Regions from separate parts of the Mus musculus genome. Here region 1 is linked to region 2. Evidence: chromatin loops called from intact Hi-C (ENCODE). Cell type or tissue: heart. All regions are shown on one strand.

Region 1 (8,000 bases), 82 kb after region 2:
ATGTATCAATTTGTAAGAGTTATGATATCCTTGAACTCTCCATCATTCTCCCTCTGCCTGCCAAGTGCTGGGACTTTCAGGCGTGTCTATGCTCTCAGCTCCTCCAGTGACTTCTGACTAGGGCACATATCAGGGTCTCACCTAGTCACTGCCCCAAGTGCCCTGCCCGTCCTCAGTTGGCTCCTGCTACTACATTCTCTGCTGTGCTGGAGCTCCCACCTGCTGCCTTTCCCTGACTTCATAGACACAAGCCAAATCACCTGGCCATACAAGTTTCACACACACACACACACACACACACACACACGCACACACGGTATGGGGGGGGAGCAGGGAGGACAGACAGGCAGAGAACCGTTCATACTCAACTCTTTAGTCTGCCTATCAGATGCTTCCCAATCACTATAAAAGTTCATTTTCTGACACCATCTCAAGCTAGGGACTCTAGAATGCATTTGTGTTTAGCATGGTAGAGGCGGACCCGGACTCTCACAGAGGTCATTTACAGATACACCGTGGAAACCTGTGGTGTGTGTATGATCTCTGGCTGTGTCCTCTGAAAGGCCCTGGCTGTGGAAACACGTGAGAAGTGCGAGCATTTGTGACATGGGTATGTTCACGCTGCCTGTAGTTCTAGTGCTTGGGAGACAGAGATAGGGAGATTGGAATTTCAAGGTCATCCTCTGCTGCACGGCGAGTCTGATGTCATTGAGACCCTTTCTCAAGCCCCGCTCACAAAACAAAGACCCTATCTAGGTCCTGGGTTCTGGTTTCCAACTTCTCTTTCAATAAAAGGAACTGCGAATCCCTGGGGGAAGTGGCTGATCAGAAGGCTAAGGAGGGAAACAAGAGTGTGGAGAAAGCTCAGAGAGGAAGAACGTGCTTACATACTCACACACACTGATAGGTGGATTGCTTACACTGACACTGTAACAATTTAACCAGTAGACTAAGGAAAGTAGAATCACAGACTGCAGCTTTGGTTACAGATACCCCAGATAACAACTGCACCCATGAATAACCAGGCTGATGACTGGAGAACCATCCCATCTCTGTGCAGAGGAACTCTGAGATGGGACACACAGTTAAGAGGAGCACACACCCACTCCAGCAGCCACATGTGGGAAGCAACATATCAGAGGACAGCATGAAATGGGGACTTGTACCTTTGCCGTGACACCTGAGCCCTATGATTCACCATTATGGCTGTTGATAGCACCTATATAGACAGGCTCATCACCCCCATAGTATTCTTTCTGAAACCCATAACCCCAACAAAGCAAGAGAAAACACAGGCCAGTTTCCAAGAGGGCACCCTGAAAAATACCCGAGTAGTATTTTAGTAGCCATGGGCAGCTAAAACAAGGAGACTAAGAGGTGCTGTGGTATCAGGAGGGGCAAGGGAATGTAGGAAACACACAGACTGCGGCTTTTCACTAACAGAGGCAGCACTAGAGTTTATTATGGTGATGTGTTTCATGCCAGTATGGAATGGGAAATGAGGTCCTCTGGGATCTTTTCTGTACTGTTATCTCCTCTGTTGTAAATTTAAACATGTTGAAGATGTAGGACTCTACCACAGAGTTATGGCACCCAGCAGAAACTACCAACCTCCCGCTTTGACCTGTGAGGCCTTCTTCACCAGCACCCAAGTCACATTCCTGGAAGTTCAAGAAGGCAAAACTTCAACTTCAGACTGTGGGGACCAGAAAAACAGATGGGCTAGCCTGCACCTACCTGGTGTAAGAGTCACAACCCTAAGTCTAGACAACTCCTACAGGTTGAGACTTCAGCTAAACTGCATTCCAAAAACGGAGGCACTAGCCTGAGTAGGCAACCCCCTCCCACTCTCCATGCCTTCCTTTGGCATTGCCCAGAGTACACACGTGTGCCCAATTCCTTGTAGAAAGCCCATACTCACCCTGGTCCTTGTCTCTCCAGTCCTGCCAGCCCCTCCACAGCTGAGCCAGGTTCCCCTCCCCATTTCTAGAAATCACTTCCCAGCTGGGTCCACACTGTCCCATACAGAGCCAACTCCAGCCAGCAGGCCCTCCAAAACGGATCTTCTCCAACCTCCCCGTCCTTGGACCCTGTATCTCCCCTTTTGGCTGCCCATCCTCATATCTCCCTCTCTGCAGTCCCTAGACACAGAAGGTAGGTGGGAAGGAAGCACTTAGAGTGAACTGCTGTGGCATCCCAAAGACTTCTGTGCTGGCTACCGCGCCACACTAACACAGCAGCGGTTGTGTAGGTCCAGCTGCTGAGAGGGTCTGCTTGGTAGCAGGCAAGTGGATAATGAAGTTTCTTCAGTTTGAGTAGACTGGGCCTGGTGCCCATACTGATCCCTGGGACACACTACAACTGGCTGGGGTGGACTGGCCCATCTTAAGATGGCCTGAAGGGTCTCAGCTGCTGGGGGAGGTACTGAAAATACCCTAGGCTCTCCGGTTTGTTCCCATCTCCCTCTACCATGGGTTTAGTTACCCCAAAAGAGCCACAAAGCCAGCTGAAGCCAAGCTAAAGGACACCCTGAGGGTCCCTTAATACAGCAAGACAAGATCTGGCCAGAGACTCAGTGAGTCTTCCAGGGTGGCATCTGGCACCAGCTGTGACACACCCCACAGAGCCTGAGAGGGGATGCAGGAACCTGGGAACCTCCACCTTAGCAGTAAGGAGTACAGACCAGTCAAGGCCCAGCCAGGCTGCAGCCCCAGCAGTACCCTCCCTACCTTCTCCAGGCTGGAAATGCAAACCTTCGGCTGAGCCCCTCCACCTGCCGGCTGGATGCTGATCCTCTCTAAGGGCATACTGTGGGGCTAGGGCCACCTCTCGCCACCAAGCACAATGGGGGATGGAGGAGGGGCCCTCAAGGGCTCCATTGTTCCCCCTAGGGTCTGAATCCATGATTGTCCCTGGGGGTGGAGCAGCAGGGATCTAGACAGGCCTGCTGGTCTCCCCAGCCTCCACTTGAAGTCCAGGCAGTTCTGGCTCACCCTTCTAGAGAAACATCTGCAGTTTTGGAGGCAGCCCAGGACTTCCCAGTCTCTCTGGCTACTTCTGCCTGGGTACCTGCCTGCCCTCTTCACACCCACATCCAGTTAATACCCCCAAGTCTGCCCCAGGAGCAGCCTCACCTGGAGATGCACAAGGCAGAGCTGTGGCTGACCACCGGGTGGGGGTAGCTGGCAACAACCACTGCCCTCCCTGCTGGGATTGCTCTCTTGGGCGGAGCCAGCAGCCTGGGCTGGGAGCCCAGAGGAAGAGGGAGGACAGCAGGACCAGACACTCAGAATGTCTCATCGTGGACAGGAGGGGAGGGACATCTCCCTCAGGAATGCTGCACCCTGCTACAACCTCTAGAGCTCAAAATTTGCGATCTTTACAGAAGGCCCAGGACTCTGCCTGCCTGCAGCCCTCACAGGGCTCACCTGCCCTTCCTTGGGTTGGCTGCCTATACCCAAGGCCAAGAACACACAGCACCCACAGCTCCAGGGCCAGCATTATGACCTTAGCTCTTCCCCTGCAGCTGGGCACTTTTGTTCCTGGCAAGTGGTATCTGTCCCTCTGAGTCCCCAAATGGCTCAGAAATACCTCAAAGAGACAGCAGCACTAGGTTGTCTAGGGCTGAGACGATTCCAGCCCATACTGATTGTCCCAGTTGCCTGACTCCCAGGGGAAGAAGTGAACACGAGCAACCCTAGCCAGCATTCTGATGACTAGTGGACCCTGGATGCGGGCAGGGACAAGGGCCACTAGACACCTATGCAGAGCCCCCTTAGCAGCCTTCATCTGGGCTGACCATGGAGGGGCAGAAAGCCAGAGGCCATAAGCCCAGTATGGAGGGCTGTGACACTATAATTCAGTAATTACTTTATTAAGAGGTCAGTCCCGCTCCAGCAGAAGGAACAAGGAAAGGAACACAAATAGTCCAGGGAGATTAGATATGGGTACTCTTTGGAGTCATTCAGCCAGTGAGTCAGCCCACGGTGCAGAGCCACCTTGTGGTCAGACAAAGGGTAGCTCCTTCTACTCCACAGTGGAAGTCTACTACAAGTCCTTGGTGCCCTGGCAAAGTTTCCCCCACCTCCAGGCAAATTTAGACCACAGACATCACTCTGTGGAATGAAGCAGGCCTTCAGGCGTGGCCAGTTCCCTGTGCTTTCTTGATTTCCTGCCAAGGAAGAAGGGAAACAGAAAGTCAGGAGAGGCAGGGAACCAGGGAGGGCTAGGGCTCATATCCTCCCTGGGTTCCCAGGGACTCCGGCTTTGCACCTGTACTTGACCATTCTGGCAACTGGCAAAGCCAGGGCTGCTTACAACACAGCAGGGTGTGAGCCCCGGCAACACAGGGTTTGCTGCGTTCACAGGATGGCTTGTGCAGGGGACTTCCCCAAGACAGGGTAGATGGGAAGGGCCTACCTCAGAGAGCGCCTGCTTCAGGGTTGCATAGGCTTTATCCAGGTCGTCATTGATGATCACCAGGTCAAACAAGCCAGGCTCCTTGCCTGGGGTGAGGCAAGAGACAGATTCAGGAACACTGGGACTTCGGCCCCTGCTGGGCTTGCCCCACTGTTAACAACCTGCTATCTGGCTATGGCTACTGTTGCCGTCACTGTGGTAGGATGGCCAGGGCTGGACAGTACTCTTGCTTCCCCTCTTCTAGAGAACCTCAGCTGGGGGCTGCTCCCATCAAGTCCTGACTTCTGGAGTGTGGACCACTGCCCCTGCCCAGGCCTCTCAGAACCAGCTCTGCCTGGGATGGACTGCCACATAAGGAAACAGCAAACGGTCTCAATGACAGTGTCTGAATGTGGACCAAGCTCAGACCCAGAAGCAAGAGCATAGCTACAAAAAGAGACCTACAACACTTAAGTCAGTAAACAAGTGTGGCCTCTCAAAGGCTCTGCAGACAGCAGTCTCGACCCCTCCATCTTTACCCTTGGTCCTCCCCAATTTCTGGTGGATGGGCTGGCCACGTGCTCAGAAGGTACGAACGGTCTGACTGCACTCACTGCTCTCCATGTCTGTCCGTGCAGCTGCCAGCCGCTTTGCCAGACTCTCCTCAGTCTCAGTGTTGCGCAGTCGCAGTCGTTGCTCCTGAAATACAGGTCCTTGTCAGGTCAGTATTCTGCAGGTCTCAGGACCTGCCCTGCAGGTTTCCCACACCAAGTACCCACCAGCACGTCCAGCGAGGGAGGCTGCACAAAGATGTAGATGGGACACAGATCAGTCTTCTTGATGCTGCGCACACCTTGTAGGTCGACATCTAGCACGCAGATGCGGTTCATGGCCTGCACAGCCCGAACAGCTTCCTTGCTGGGAGCAGGGAAGGGCAGTGAGCAGATAGATGTTCAGTGGATACAAGAGAAGACCTGGCCCTTAAGCCCACAGGAAATACATGCAATGACTGCTAAACCTTGTTAGCTTCTTAAGGCTTTCGAGAGCTTCAGAGAAACTCGGCCCTTTCCACCCCAAGGCCCATTCTGGGCCTGGCCTGGGTAGTGCAGAGGCTCTCGTGAACCCAGCACCTTCTGTACTTTCCAGAACTTCCAAGCATATAGTCAACCCTGTCAGGCCCTCTGACATCACAGCCCTTTGTACCTGTCCTGTAGCCGAAAGCCAAAAAGGTTTGGGCCTGGGCTGCCTGGCACTGCCTACCTCTCCACGTGAGGTGCCTCATGTGGCTCTTTGCCTCGCCAGATGGCTTGAGGACAGATGAGCCTGGGGCATGACTGGGCCTGCTTGTTCCCTGGAGCCTATCAGCTATGCTCAGAGACTAGGGGGTTAGCAAGCCATCCCAGCCCTAGGCGGGAGACTGGGAGGGCACTGTGAGGTCAGAGGTGACATGCTAGAGTGCTTTCTTTTGTTAACAGTTCTGGAATTACCCTGATCCATGAAGCTGGGCCCACACCAAACTCAGCCCACCTTGTCCCGTACAGGTTCCCTGAGAACTCAGCATGCTCAATGAAGTCCCCTGCTGCAATATCACGCTGCATCATCTCCCTGGTCACAAAGTAGTAATCTGGAGAAGAAGAGAGCTTTCCAGAAGGTACCCAAAACCCATCCCTGCCTGGCCTGGCCCCTCTCCACCCTACACAGGACTGCTATGGCCAGATCTAGGCTGGAACAGATACCACTGTCCCCATTGTCTTTGCTGAAGGATTGGAAATGGCCAGGTTCCATACACCAGGCAGGAAGAAGGTTCAGCCTTCACTATGATGCAGACTCTAATCAAGCTGTGAACCCAACAGCAAGAGAGATTCTCCTGCTGGGGATGAAGCTGTTACAGCCAAGGCACAAAGCAACCTTACCCCTTCCCCCTACCCCCACCCCAACACTCATTAGCTGGTGCCCAAAACCCCTGAATTAGCAGGCCGGCTCACCTTTGCCATCTTCTTCACCAGGTCGTGGGTTCCTTGTAGTATCTAGGAAAAAAACAAACAAAATTATCACACACTGAAGGGATCTACAAACCTCCCCCTACCCAGGTCTTCCCTTGACGGCCTGCTCCGTCCTCTGGTTATGTAACAACGGGTGGTGCTCACAGCCAGTGGGCAGCCCAGACCAGATCTCAAGAGGTCACTGGGGCCAAGATGCTTACTCTAGATGGAGGCCTGGGAAGGGAGAGGGTAATGGGGATGAGGAAGGTGAGGAGAGCATCTGCTAGATCAGGTGTGTGCATCTGGGGACTCTAGGAACAGTCCTGTGCTGGGACAGCCTCTGAGCTCCTCGCCCTTCAAGGTCTGGAGGCACTCACGAGACACGCTGAAGCCGAAGATGCTGCTGTGCTCCTGGAACAGCTTCTTGAGCAGAGTGCTCTTCCCTGCCCCTGACGGCCCGCTCAGCACTACTGGCCTAGGTCCTGCCATGCCTGTGGGTGGAGGGATATCATAGACATGAGTGGGGTTACCTTCACCGGTGCCCTGGCATTCTGTTCCATAGGAGACAGTGACGTGAAGGCCAACATCCTTATATACTGTGAACTCTCCTCACAACACCAGTCAACTGGCAAGATGGCAAACACAGGCAGCAGGAAGGCTGACAGGATTCCAATATCCAGCCTCACCCACACCCAGCAGGATGTCCACAGGCCAAGTGACCCGGAACCAGACAATGCAGCACACTGGCCCCACCCCATAGAGGCTGCCCTTCAGAATCTGACTTCACACTGCTGCCTGAGCTTTGACTCCCTTAAATGGCCTGCCCACAGGTGTCCCAAGTCTGAAATAGGAATGTCCCTGTCCCTACAGACATCCTCAAGTCTGTTCAACCCAAGCCAATTTGGGAAACTTCCCACTAGACACGCAACCATCTCTGACTTGTTTAGGAAGGACAATCTGCTGACAAGAGTTGGACGAGCACCCCCTAGCCTCCCAAGGGCAACGTGAGTGCAGCTCAGGGTGGGCCATGGGTCCGGGCTGCCAGGGAGGAGCACCCGCTGTAGGTATGAAAGCCCAGCAGGAACCTCCTCCATCAGGCTATCTGGGACTTGCGCTTCCTTCCTTGAAGTTCCGATGGCATCGCCTTAGTACCAGCTGATCCCCCTGCTTCCAGGCTCATGCCTGAGCAGACACAGCCCCACCTCACTGTCAGCTGTGGTCCTCCAGCCAGGAGTCTGAGCAGGTCAGTTACACGTCAAGAACCCCGTCTATAAAGGCCCTCCTGACTCCCCAGGATGGCACCCACCTACTTGATGTGTTGCAGCCTCCATGGTAGCCTGGGAAGAGTCAATGGCTGCTCTGCACTGAGGGCTAGGGGGACTAATCTCTGCCAAGCCTATACCCCGCCCTTCTGAGCAATAAATCCCTCGGGCACCAGCCCTGCCTGCACTGTGACATCAGCCCTGTCCTCCCACTCTGCAGGAAGGATGGGGCAGTTATTTGTCCTGCTCCCGAGATCTGCGCCTACACCTGTTCAAACAACCAGGTCAGCATCTGAGTGCACCGGGAGACCAGGAAGAGCCACCCCGGCACTGAGTACTGAGAGACCTGAGCTGCTGC
Region 2 (8,000 bases):
CTGTGTACAGGCTCATTCTCTCCCTGGTTTACATAGCCCAGGCCACTTGCCTAGGTCAGCTACCCACAGTGGACTGGGTCCTCCCACCTTAATCACCAACCAAAACAATTCCTCAGACACGGCCACAGGCCAGTCTGTTCTGGGTCGTCCCTCTTCCCAAGAGACTCTTGGTTATATCAAATTGACAATAAAAAGTAACCAACATATATTTCCAGGTGCACTTTTTCTGTGTAAACATTTGAAATGTACTCTCTCAGCTATTTCCAAGCACATGGTACATTGTTACTACCACAGTACATGACTCATTTCTCTTGTGCTGCGTTGGGGTGGGGTGTGTTTCCCAAGGCCCATGTGATAGAAGTTTGATCCTTGGTGTGCAGATACTGAGGTCCAAGGGCCTCAAAAAGGTAAGACTGGCTCACGGGGTCCTGGGGATCAAATTCACACCGTCAGTCTTGGTGGTGAGAACCTTTGCCCTCTAGTTCATCTCGCTGGTTCCTTTTTTTTTTTTTCATTTTTAATCAACCAATAATAAATTATAGGGCACAAAATAATGTTTCAATAACCTGTCTGCATTGTAATCAAAACATGGTAATTAGTATATCTACTACCCCAACTATTTACTATGTCTGGTGGTGAGAACATTTTAAATCTTCTTAGCTGTTTGAAAATGCATTGCACACTATTGTCAAGCAGAATCATTTTAGTGTGCAAGAAAGCACCAGAACTAATAATTACCTTCTAGAGTGTTTGACAAGATTTACCCACAGCCCTTGTACTAAGGCCCTTTTCTATGGTAAATTACATTTGGTTTTTGTTTGTTTGGTTGGTTTTTTGTGTGTTTTGTTTTGTTTTGTCTTGTCTTTAGATTTATTATGTACATATATGCCCACATGCCAGAAGAGGGCGCCAGACCCCTTACAAATGGTTGTGAGCCACTATGTGGTAGCTGGGAATTGAACTCAGAACCTCTGGATAAGCAGTCAGTGCTCTTAATCTCTGGGACGGCTCTCCAGCCCTGAAAAAACTCATCTTTATAATTATGTTTCAAAAAGACACTATGACCTTTCAAATTTTCTACTTCCTTTTATGTCACTTTTATACAGCTTCAAGAAAATAGCTGAATAGTTTTTATTTTTTTAATTTTTCATATTCTTTAAAAATAAAACTTAGTAAAGATACAAAGCGTTTTTTTCTTTTTTTTGTCTTTTTTTTATTTTGTTTTGTCTGTATGTTTATTCAGAAACCATTTCCTATTGATGGAATACTTGAAATGTTGTCTAGTAACACCCGGAGCTCACAGTAAGAGAAAACTCCTTAGTGAGGAAAGACAAATACACATCTAAGATTTCTAATGAGTGGGGGAGACTGACCTGTTTGCTAGCCGGCCTTTAGAAAATAAGACTCTGCCTACAGAGAGCTCTCTGCTGTCACAGCAGCACACCCACAAAGCCCTCTGCCCTTCCCTTGCCACACACAGACACCACAATATGATGTGCGTACACTTCCGGACACACAGAGACCTTTACATATCAGAATTCAGGAAAGAGCAGTCAGGTACCGGTACCCGAAACTACATAAGTCAACTTTTGTTGCAAGAAAATCCAATTATGATTAGGGGGTCAAAATGTCCCTACTTGTATTTAAATTGAATGGAAATGCTTCTTGCGAACAAGAATGTTCTTGCTGGATTAGGGCATGCAGGACCTGCAGACACTTGGACACTCACAGAGTCCCAGAGAGACAGATCTCACTTACTCGAATCCTAAACACCAAGAGGAGCCAGGGATGTCCCTGGGCACCAGACAGCAATGCAGAGAACGCACGCCTGGGATGTTTTGGGATGATAAATGCTACCCCGTAACAACCAGGACTCAGCTCTCCTGACTTAGTTGCATCAGCTTCTGCTCACACAGCCAAGCCATGGATTTGAAAACAGAATGTAAAAGATTTAAGGCTCTCAGAGGGTAAGTCCCCTGCAGCAGTACCAGGGTCCTCAGATTATTCATCATCTCATCCAAATGAGCAACAAGAGTGCCCTCAAACAACTGACCTGCCACGTCCAGGCGGAAGGAGAGCTTCTGACCCCCGGCCTCGCAGCTGTACTCCCCAGCATCCGCCTTGCCCGCCTGCTGCACCACCAGCCTCCTGGAGCAGCCCGAGGCCTCCACGCGCACCTTCGAGCTGGAGCTCAGCTTCTTCCCGTCCTTGAACCATGTCACCTCAGTCTGGGCCTGGGCCACCTCACAGCTCAGTGTGGCGCTGGCCCCCGCCTCTGCCTTCACCTCGCTGTGTGCCTGCTGCTCCTTGGCAAACGCCAGCTTGGGCTCTGGGGACAGTTAGACAAGGACACACAGGGTCAGGAAGGCCACACAGAGAAGGGGTCTAGATGGGTGGCTGGATCGGAAAATATCTCCCATGGTGGGCACTGGCTGTGCCCACGAGAAGCTTCAGCATCTCTTGGGACAAAAGCCAGTTCATCCACATATCCTGCCACAAATTCAGGGGCAGCTCCAGCATGTTAGCTGCGCTGCAGGCAATGGTCCCCATTACAGTTGATGCATTTAGGATCTGTTGGGGAACCTGCCTGACCCTGAAACCATGAGAAAATCTGTAACACTTGCTACAGTCCTGTTTTACTTTCACTTTGACACCTGTAACCACCTGCACTTGGCTCTTCAGTGGCAAAGAGGACATCCAATATGATCTTGTTACCCTGTGTTCCATGTGCCTCACAAGTCACCGGGGTTGGGGGAGAGGTATACACTCTCTGTTCTGAGCTCACCCACTCATTATTTAGACCTCATTATTGCTTTGGGTCTCACTTTAGATTTCGAAGCATCTCGGCATCTGGTATAGCAAGTGCCCCCACGTGGATCTTTGCCCGTGGTTTGGCTCAGTATTTTCACACTAGGACAGAAGCGTCCCTTGCTACATTTGAACCAAGAGTGATCACCTGAGGTCTTCCTGACTGTGTGGCACTTAGTTAATCTTCTTCACTGTCCCTTCAGAATGCGTCACAAAGCACGTTGGCAAACCTTGTGGGACTCGGGACTGCTAAGGTGATGCTTTTGACATGGGTGTGAATCTAAAGTTGTCACCTCCCGGGCAGACATGGAAACGCTTCCTCTGAATCGCTTGAGGTCTAGAAATTATTCTCAAGTCTCCTACTAAGTGATGTTTTTTGGCATAAGAGGGCAACAGAAAACAGCACCTCCAAAAGGCCATGAGTCCTCAATGACTGAGGTCAAAGACACAAAAATGGCTGACATGCTAGATAAGTGATTTAATCTCCCCGTGAAGCTGGCCAGTGAGCCCAAGGACGAGACACACAAGCATACGGACGAGGCAAGGGAGTCAGCTCAGGACGTAAATAAGTCTGTGATGCAGAAGAGATAGCCAGCAACAAGCATGCATGAGAAACTGAGCAAGGGCAGCGAGATCTTGAAACAGTGTGTGTGCGTGCGTGCGTGTGTGTGTGTGTGTGTGTGTGTGTGTGTGTGTGTGTGTATGTGTGTGTTCATGTGTGTGTGTGTGTGTGTGTTCATGAGAGAGAGAGAGAGAGAGAGAGAGAGAGAGAGAGAGAGAGAGATGAAAATTCAATGATAAAAATCTATAATGCCCTGGGAAGTACCATGAACATGCTAATCAAGCATACGAAAGTCTATCATGGGTGGAGGACACCAGGAAAAGCTACAGCCAGACAGCAGTAAAGGAAAGAAAGAGGGGCTGGAGAGATGGCTCAGTGGTTAAGAGCACTGACTGCTCTTCCAGAGGTCCTGAGTTCAATTCCCAGCAACCACATGGTGGCTCACAACCATCTGTAATGGGATCCTTTGCCCTCTTCTGGTGTGTCTGAAGACAGCTACAGTGTACTCATAGAAATAAAATAAATCTTTAAAAAAGAAAAAGTAAAAGAAAAGAAAGAAAGAGCATGCCCACAATATTCAGGAACTCTGGGATATGATCAAGAGATCAAGCCTATGAATCTATGGGGTAGAAAAAGATGAGATACAAATGAAAGGTGTGGAAAATGAATTCAATGAAATTATAGTTTAAAAAAAATCCCCAACTACAGAGACATAGGTATCAGAACACATGGTGTATTTACAGTCCCCAAATAATCATGGCCAGAGAGTCTTCCCTGAGATGTATAATAAGGAGCCTGCTAAAACAAAACAAAGAAGCAATGTTAAAGGGCTGTAAGAGAGCAGTGAGATGGGGCAGCAAATAAAGCACTTGCTGCCAAGCCTGGCAGCCTGAGTTCAAGCCCCAGAACTCGCTTGGAAGAGAAAATTGACTCTGACCTCGACACGAATGCACCATGTGCTCACACACACAACTTAAAGATGTAATAACTTTTGAAAAGGCAAACCCATTACACTAACCTCAGACATCTCAGTAGAAGCCCCCAACCCTAGGAAAACAAGGGATGGCCTATTCCATGCCCTGGTGGAATGGAATTCCTGGTGGAAAGGACTATTCCAACAAAGTTATCTCTTAAAACCAACAGAAATAAAGACAGTTCAAGAGAAACAAACTAAAGTAACTCGTGACATCCAAGACAACACTTACTTAAGGCTCTAATTGGAATCCTAAACTCTGAGGAGGAAAAAAGTCTTAATGACAGTAGCAAGTGGATTAATACATTTCACGAGAAGAGTAGATGAACAGGGGAGACATGGAAAAGATTCAGTTGTGACCAATCCTGTATATGAGTAAACCTCGTTAACAAAAACAGGGAAGGGGGAAAGAAAAAAGAGTCTGGCCAGATGACTCAGAGGTTAAGAGTAATGGCTGCTCTTGCAGAAGACCGGGGTTCAATTTCCAGCACCCATGTGGCAGCTCACAATTATCTGTCACTCCAGTTCCAGGGGAGCTGGCGCCCTCTTATGGCCTCTGTGGGCACTGCATACATGCAATGTACATACATGCATGCAAACACTCATACACATAAAATCAAAATCAATCTTTAAAAAAAATGAATGAATAGTAATCCAACTAAAACAACCAAACAGGAAAACAATCAATAAAATTGAAAGAATCAGAAAACACCTCTCTATAATAATTCTAAGTGGAAATGATCTTCACTCTCTGACAGAGTAGCCTATTGTATTAAAAAAATAAGATCCAGGGACTAGAAAGATGGCTCAGTGGTTAAGAGCACCTGATGCTCTCACAGAGGACCCAGGTTCAGATCCCAGCACATACGTGGTGGCTCACAACCACCAGTAACTCCAGTAATAAGAATCGGAAGTCTTCCTGCCTCCAATGGCACACACATGGTACCCAGACAAACACTCAAGCAAAAGGCTCATACACATGAAATAAATTAAATAAATCTAAAACTATTTTTAAATATGTCACTAGTTGTTTTAATACTGAACTCTTTGTAGTTTAAAACACACACACACAAACACACGTTACTAGTAAATTCAGACTTGAGAGGGGATGGATCAAAAACATGGAAGCCAAAAACAAGCAGGGTAGCTAGACTCAGATCTCATTGAACAGAGTTGAAGGCAAAATTAGTTAGAAAAGGCAAAGTTCACTATGTATTAATGAAGGAAGAAATTCATTACATCAAAAAGATGGAATAATTATGAATATATTATGTAGATAGTCCCAAAGGACTGACCTGCCACGTCCAGGCGGAATGAGAGCTTCTGTCCCCCGGCCTCGCAGCTGTACTCCCCAGCATCCGCCTTGCCCGCCTGCTGCACCACCAGCCTCCTGGAGCAGCCCGAGGCCTCCACGCGCACCTTCGAGCTGGAGCTCAGCTTCTTCCCATCCTTGAACCATGTCACCTCAGTCTGGGCCTGGGCCACCTCGCAGCTCAGTGTGGCGCTGGCCCCCGCCTCTGCCTTCACTTCGCTGTGTGCCTGCTGCTCCTTGGCAAACGCCAGCTTGGGCTCTGGGGACAGAGAAGGACACACATAGAGGGTCAGAGACACTGTCTAGATCAGGAAGGCCACCTTCGGAAAGATTGGATGGGGTGGGGCATCTGAAAAGCAGAACATCACCCAGGCTCTATACACTGGGTCCAGGAAACGCCCCTGGAGCCTCAACACACAACCCCAGTCTATCCACATAGCCTGTCACCACTGCTGGGACTGCTCAAGGGGACACATGGTTATTACAGTCCTCCACGGAACGGGTCATGACACATGTACCAGCCCCACGGTGGCGATGGAGAGTCTCCTCGGGACTTGGTAGGACATGCCTCACAGAGCTGAGAATCCTAACTCTCCATACCTTTTCCTACTCTGAGTCATTGTCAGCCGTGGCACCTGCTGTCTGTCTCACTGATGTCTCCAGCCATCAGTGCCTGTGTTCCTCTGTATAGCCGGTATGCAGGGAGACCCTACTCTCGGTAGTACTGTTTCTTCTTCATATTCATTTCAGGAATCTGTTTATATATTACAGCACCTAACCTCTCTCATTGTAGGTATGACCTGTGGGTCTGAGTCCAGTTACAGATGGTTAGATGTGACTTGGACCCCTAAAGGTTTACATGTCACAAGCTGGATCCTCACTTGGTGGTGTTAGGGTGAAAAGCTTTTTACAAGGCAGAAAATTAGTGGACCTTCTGGACCATGAAGACTCCACTCTCTTATCTGGAGAAACTGGATGAGTCTTCCAGGAACGGAGTACCACTCACAAGGGCTGAGTGTCCTCCATGCCTGTGTGTTTGACCCTTTCTGTTCCTAACAGGGTTTCCCCTCTATTTCTCTGCCATCCTGTGGAGCTGGTTCCCTCACCAGGACCCCAGAATCTTCTAGCTGAACCTTCCAGGCAGTGGAATCATTAGTCCCTGAGTTATAAGTTGCACGGCCTCTGTTATTTTGCAATAGTACCATAGCAGCTACATCTTCTAATGGGTCTGGTGTCCCGTGTAATGTGGCCAAGTGCATCAGTCTCCCGCACTGTGGCTCCTGCTCTGGTTTCCTGAAGACTCTTTCCCTATCCTGAGGACTTTAAGCCACACCCATCATAAACCACATGACTATGGTTTAGCTGGGACCCTGGTGTCTCTGATTCGCCTGGAATTGCCCTGTGTGATGTGAACTAGCAGACAACACTTTGTTTCCATGTGTTCTAGCATCCAAAAGTTCTCGTGAAGTCTTTTCTCCCGAGGAAAGGGAGGACTGGGTTTACACATGAGTGTGTTTCAGAACTCAATGCTCTGCTCTCTTCTATTTCTATCTCTACAGTGAGGACCCAGGATCTGGTCACTGTTGTGTAGCCAAGCCTCACAAGACTAGAGAAATATGCTCACACTTTCTTTAAGGATCTGAGATGCTAGGCTGGCAAGATGGCTCAGCAAGTCAAGCCCTTGCTCTACAAACCAGACAAATAAATGAATTTGACCCCTAGAACCTGCAGAAAGCTGGAAGAAGGGGACAGATGACCATGGAGTTGACTCTGATACGCAGCATGGCACATATGCCCATACAGGCAATAGTACTAACAGTAATTAAAATACTTTAATGTGTAACTTTCCCCTACAGAGCTCTCAACTAGATCATAAAATGCAGATGATCTGGCTAAGCCTGTAGAAACATCTGGACCACCACAGGCTACAGGTCGGATGCGATGCACACAGAGACTTGAGCACCACACAGCATCAGGAGCCCTGGACAGGTGCTCTGAAATGAATAGCTAAACACAGCTATTTGGAATGAAGAAACAGAGAGTGTTAAGACTCCTCGGTTGGCTAGCTCTGAGAGACATGCCTCGCTGGCTGACAACCAGGAATTCTGACATAACTGTCCATTTGCATATATATATGAGAAACATGGTGAACAAGATATCCTGAAAACAGCCAATGAATTGTGCCTCAAGTCCACCTCCATGTGACCAACATGCCTTCCCAGGTACAAGCCTGCATAGCCCACTTAGGACAGTCTCCTGTGTCAAGAACAAAATTCTGTGGGTTTAAAAGGAAGGGGATACGCTAGCAGATGCTTTAGCTAATATTTAAACTCGGTTGCAGATTA

Evidence for each region. Hi-C counts contacts between places; a loop is a spot of excess contacts. Peaks named below come from ENCODE experiments on the same cell type or tissue, not always from the same donor. Only the 100,000 strongest peaks of a DNase experiment are listed, where the experiment ranks them.
Region 1: a loop joins it to region 2, with 3 times the contacts of the local background. A loop is called at or near these places in 24 of 42 quality-filtered maps.

Annotation. Positions count from the first base shown.
Region 1 is chr11:59,180,017-59,188,016 of GRCm38, forward strand. It overlaps Gjc2 (gap junction protein, gamma 2), which reads right to left and starts at 2,810. Exons shown (of 2, transcript NM_175452.4): 1 at 2,730-2,810. It overlaps Guk1 (guanylate kinase 1), which reads right to left. Exons shown (of 8, transcript NM_008193.3): 2 at 6,758-6,871; 3 at 6,384-6,425; 4 at 5,926-6,022; 5 at 5,178-5,316; 6 at 5,013-5,097; 7 at 4,420-4,505; 8 at 3,839-4,171. The coding sequence ends at 4,136. In heart, a CTCF peak has its summit at 4,002 (motif pointing left); DNase peaks (open chromatin) are centred at 2,955, 3,085, 4,025, 5,665 and 1 weaker place; H3K27ac peaks cover 2,341 bases; H3K27me3 peaks cover 206 bases.
Region 2 is chr11:59,097,637-59,105,636 of GRCm38, forward strand. Obscn (obscurin, cytoskeletal calmodulin and titin-interacting RhoGEF) reads right to left here. Exons shown (of 104, transcript NM_001171512.2): 15 at 5,639-5,914; 16 at 2,054-2,329. Among named protein-coding and RNA genes, the nearest start is that of Obscn, 35 kb to the right of the region's middle. In heart, CTCF peaks have their summits at 912 (motif pointing right) and 4,911 (motif pointing left); no DNase peak of the experiment used is centred here.